2 separate regions of the Homo sapiens genome follow, and region 1 is linked to region 2. A link is a loop called in an ENCODE intact Hi-C map of the cell type or tissue named here. Cell type or tissue: heart left ventricle. All regions are shown on one strand.

Region 1 (2,500 bases), 230 kb after region 2:
TGTCAAAGTGTATTATTAAGCATTTTATATCTAATTGTAAACTTTTTTTTTCAAAAGTCTTGCTTTACATTTGTTCAACTGAACACAACTTTTGGATAATTGGATAAAATTGGGTAATTTTAAACATTACTTTCTATACTTGAAACATTTATTTAAAAAGAAAAAAAAAAGGACACAGGAACCAGCTTGAAGGGGTTCCCACTAGCCAGATCTGGGACAATTTGAACATCAAAATTAATAGTGTTCGTCAGGGCTGGCTTTGTGGGCCTGCAACCAATAGAGTCACACAGGACTTGGCGCTCAGAATTTTAATAATGTACAGTCCCTGCCTTAAAACCCTTTATCATTTTACCTTTGAATTTGTGGTTTCTAGGTGAAGTCTGATGGCACAATGGAGCATGCTGAGAGCCTGGAGCCTCTGATGACACATGGATCTGAGGCCTGTTGATGCCCACTCCCTACCCCCGGTCCCGTGGTCCCTGCCTGGCTTTGCATTCCCTTCCTTGCTTCAGAGCAGTGACTGGGTCACCTTGGCTGGGGGAGGCCCACGTTTTGTCATCACCTTCCACCCTGGCAGAAGCCTAGGCATGGATAGGTGCAGGAGGGTTCAGGGCTGGGCCCATATGCCAGGGCACTGTCAACCTAAAAATAAGCCATCAAAAAAAAAATCTCATAACTATTTTATCTGTGAGTAAGTAAAAAGGATAATAACCTGGGATGCACAGTTATAGCAAGCCACAGATGCATCCAAAGAGGGGAGGGTAAAGGGAAGCCTTTATCGGTAAAAGTGAGAAGTTCATGTAAGCTGCTTAGAAACAGTTTATTGGTACCAGAGGCTCAAAGCCAGAGTTAGTAGTAGATCACTGGTACAGAAGCCATTATCAGGCAAGTCTTCTTTTGAGATCATCTTATCTGAATTTCTGCAGTCCTAAAAAATGTCTAGTATGAAATCGTGGCTCCGCGCAGTGGCTCACGCCTGTAATCCCAGCACTTTGGGAGGCCAAGGCGGGCGGACACGAGGTCAGGAGATCGAGACCATCCTGGCTAACACCGTGAAACCCCGTCTCTACTAAAAATACAAAAAATCAGCCAGGCGTGCTGGTGTGGCTACTCAGGAGGCTGAGGCAGGAGAATGGCGTGAACCCAGAAGGCAGAGCTTGAAGTGAGCCAAGATCGTGCCACCGCACTCCAGCCTGGGCGACCAAGCAAGACTCCGTCTCAAAAAAACAAAAAAAAGAAATCGTTTCACAGAAATATGTGCATGTGTGTGAAACATGCAAGCCGTGCAAAGCATAAGATGCATGAAGGAGATGAGAGAATTTCTTGTGGGTTATTGCCTGGAAACAGCTTTTAGCTTTAGACATGCAAGGATGAGCTCCTCTCCTTTGTGCTCTCCTGGCTCCAATTTGTCTGGGTCTGAGTAGAGTGGACTTTATCCTGTATCTGCAACTTTCATAGCACCATGGGGTGATCAAGAAGGCAGTTTCCCTCCACTAATCTGACAGTAGCACAGCACATTCTGCAGGCCATTCAGCTAGGGCCTCTTACCAGTGCCATCCAACAATCCAGAACAAACCAGCATGGAGGGTACAGTTCCCTGGGCATTGTCCCTTTGCATCAAATGGAAAATCCAGTTTATGAGAAGAGGAAATTAGCTTCCTTGTCCCCACCCCGGGCCCTGCATTTTCATTTGTGCTGGGCCCCACAAATTATGCAGCTAGCCCTGATAGTAGTAATGGATTGTAACACACAAAATAGGAATACTGCGGGTAGTAAATACACCCCAAATTCCCCCCACTTTCTCCTCCCTGAACTAACAAAAGGAAGCAAGGAGGTTAGGATTCACCTGTATCTGTGTGTGCATGCGTGTATGCGAGTGTATGGGTGCTCACACATGGGTACACAGAAAAAAGAAATCTAAAAAAATTTCTCTCCTATTTGTGACCCCATATCTTTTTTTTTTTTTTTTTTTTGAGACAGGATCTTGCTGTGTCACCCAGGCTGGAGTGCAGAGGTGCAATCTCGGCTCACTGCAACCTCCACCTCCCAGGTTCAAGAGGTTCTTGTGCCTCAGCCTCCCGTGTAGCTGGGACTACAGGTGCACACCACCATGCCCAGCTAATTTTTGTATTTTTTGTAGAGCCAGGGTTTTACCACATTGGCCTGGCTGGTCTCGAAGTCTTGGCCTCAAGAGTTCTACGTTTCTAACAGAGTTCCATTTCTAATAGAGTTGCTACATATAATACATGTCAAATATTTATCTAATACATATGCACATACTACATGCATATGCATTTGTACGGGTGTGTTTTAGGCACCCAGGTCTCACTGCTTGCCAGATAACAAAGCCCTTCCCTGTGGACCTCTACTTCCCCATCTATAAAATGGGAGACTTCATCCCCTTCATCCCTAACCGTTTATCTGAGTCTGTCTCATGTAGAAGGTGGAGGCAAACACCTACTTTGCATGATTTGTCCTAAATTTTCACCTCCCTGTCTGC
Region 2 (2,500 bases):
TGAACTGTGTGGGTCCACTTATTCCTGGATTTTCTTCCATCTCTGCCACTCCTGAGACAGTAACACCAAAGCCTCCTCTTTTCTTCCTCCTCTGCTTACTCAATATAAAGATGACCAGAAGGAAGACCTTGATGATGATCCACTTCCACTTAATGAATAGTAAATATATATTCTCCTCCTTCTGATTTTCTTAATAATTTTTTCTTTTCTCTAGCTTACTTTATTGCAAGAATACAATATAGAATACCTACAACATACAAAATATGTGTTGTTCCACTGTTTACGGCGTTGGCAAGTCTTCTGTTCAATGGAAGTTAAGTTTTGGGCGAGTCAAAAGTTACAGGTGGATTTTTGACTGCATGAAGGAGTCAGTGCCCCTCCCTCCCTCATTGTTCAAGAGTCAACTGTAAATAAGTCTTGGAAACATAATGTTTTTGTTTTTGTTTTTGAGACAGAGTCTCACTCTGTTGCGCGGGCTGGAGTGCAGTGGCATGATCTCGGCTCACTGCAACCTCCACCTCCTGGGTTCAAGGGATTCTCCTGCCTCAGCCTCCTGAGTAGCTGGGATTACAGGCGCCCACCACCACGCCCAGCTAATTTTTGTATTTTTAGTAGAGACAGGGTTTCACCAGGTTGGCCAGGCTGGTCTCGAACTCCTGACCTCAAGTGATCCGCCCACCTCAGCCTCCCATAGTGCTGGAATTACAGGCGTGAGCCACTTGGCCTGGCCTTGGAAACATAATGTTAAAGGGAAAAATGCAATTTGCTAAATGAATCACAGAGTTTAACATTTACGGAAAGTGTGGAAACAATACTATATATTGTTTGTGGTTAGGCACATGTAGTTAAAGTAAAAAAAAGATACAAAAAGATACAAAAAAAGTAGGAGGAGAAAAGGGAATGGTGTCAGGGAAGTACCCAGCAGGCTTCCACTGTAATGTAACATTTTGTTTCTAATCAAAAGAATGTCTGAAACAAGAAATGGACAAATGTGCTTTGAAAAGTACAAGCTGGGCCCTATGGCTCACACCTATGATCCTAGCACTCTGGGAGGCTGAGGCAGGCAGACTGCTTGATGCCAGGAGTTCGAGACCAGCCATTACTAACATGGTGAAACCCCTTCTCTACTAAAAATACAAAAAATTTACAGGCACACACCTGTAAAGCCAGCTACTCAGGAGGCTGAGGCACGAGAATTGCTTGAATCCAGGAGGAAGAGGCTGCAGTGAGCTGAAATGGCACCACTGCACTCCGGCCTGGGTGACAGAGCATGCCTCTGTGTCAAAAGAAAGGAAAGGTGCAAAAGATGGGACCACATGGCACACCAAGACTGCTGTGATCACAGGTCCCCCTTACAAGGAATGGGTGCACCAGAGAAATCCTGCCCCGTCCCCGGCATGCCCCCACCTGGATAGCGCAGGTGGTTGGCCTCTGTCACTCAACCAAAGGGAACTGCTTCCAGCCTTTTCCCTCTTTCCCCAACTCCTCACACTAGACAGAAGGAATGTTCCCCAGGGCCAATTGTGCCAGGTGACTCTCTTCCTTAGAATTCTCCCATGGCTCCCCAGTGCCCTCAGAAGCAAGCCCACACTCCTTTCCAGGGTCAACATTTACCTCCATAGCCTGGGCCCTGCTGCCTTGCCAGCCTCACCTGCCACCATTCTTGTTCCCACACCCTGTAGAAGCCACAGTTGCATGCAGAGCCACCTCCATTCCCTCTCGTCCAGTAGTTTTTCTCACCTTGATAATTTTGCATGTGTGACCCCTTGCTCTGGAAAAGGCCCTTACCCCCTGCCAGCCTTGTCGGTCTGATGCCCGGAGTCCTCACCACCATGCACAGTGCATCCTAAGAGAAGCCTGACAGGCCTTGCCAGGAGATTGGCATCAGCCACCTCTGGATGAAGGAAGGGCGGGCCATTTCCCATGGCCCCATCCTACTTTCCCGCAGTTCCCAGACTTATTGTGGTGGTTGTTGCTAACAACTCACATGTACAATCAGTGGTAAAATTCAGCTTCTTTCATTCAAAACCAAATGAATGCCACCAAAATAGCTTCATAAGACAAAAGGACAAAATGACACTTTTCTTCCCACTTAGTTCACAAATGTCCCCTCTGGCTAACCAAAAGGGTACCTGTTCCATCTGCTCTTTCTGTCCTGCCTCCTCCTCCTCCTGAGTTCCCAAAGCCAAAAGATTGCAGGTAGTAAATGCACCCCAAATTCCCCCCGCTTTCTCCTCCCTGAACTAACAAAAGGAAGCAAGGAGGTTAGGATTCACCTGTATCTGTGTGTGCATTTGTGTATGTGAGTGTATGGGTGCTCACATATGGGTACACAGAAAAAAAAATCTAAAAAAAAAAATTCCTTTCCTATTTGTGACCACATATCCTTTTTTTTTTTTTTTTTTTTGACACAGGATCTTGCTCTGTCACCCAGGCTGGAGTGCAGAGGTGTGATCTCGGCTCACAGTAACCTCTGCCTCCCAGGTTCAAGAGATTCTTG

The links. Hi-C counts contacts between places; a loop is a spot of excess contacts. Peaks named below come from ENCODE experiments on the same cell type or tissue, not always from the same donor. Only the 100,000 strongest peaks of a DNase experiment are listed, where the experiment ranks them.
Region 1: a loop joins it to region 2, with 9 times the contacts of the local background. A loop is called at or near these places in 7 of 110 quality-filtered maps.

The regions. Positions count from the first base shown.
Region 1 is chr22:25,246,361-25,248,860 of GRCh38, reverse strand. No RefSeq gene overlaps it. Among named protein-coding and RNA genes, the nearest start is that of CRYBB2, 28 kb to the right of the region's middle. In heart left ventricle, no CTCF peak of the experiment used is centred here; no DNase peak of the experiment used is centred here.
Region 2 is chr22:25,471,496-25,473,995 of GRCh38, reverse strand. LOC124905094 (a long non-coding RNA gene) reads right to left here and starts at 422. Exons shown (of 2, transcript XR_007068036.1): 1 at 1-422. RefSeq lists enhancers at 770-1,270, 1,271-1,771. In heart left ventricle, no CTCF peak of the experiment used is centred here; no DNase peak of the experiment used is centred here.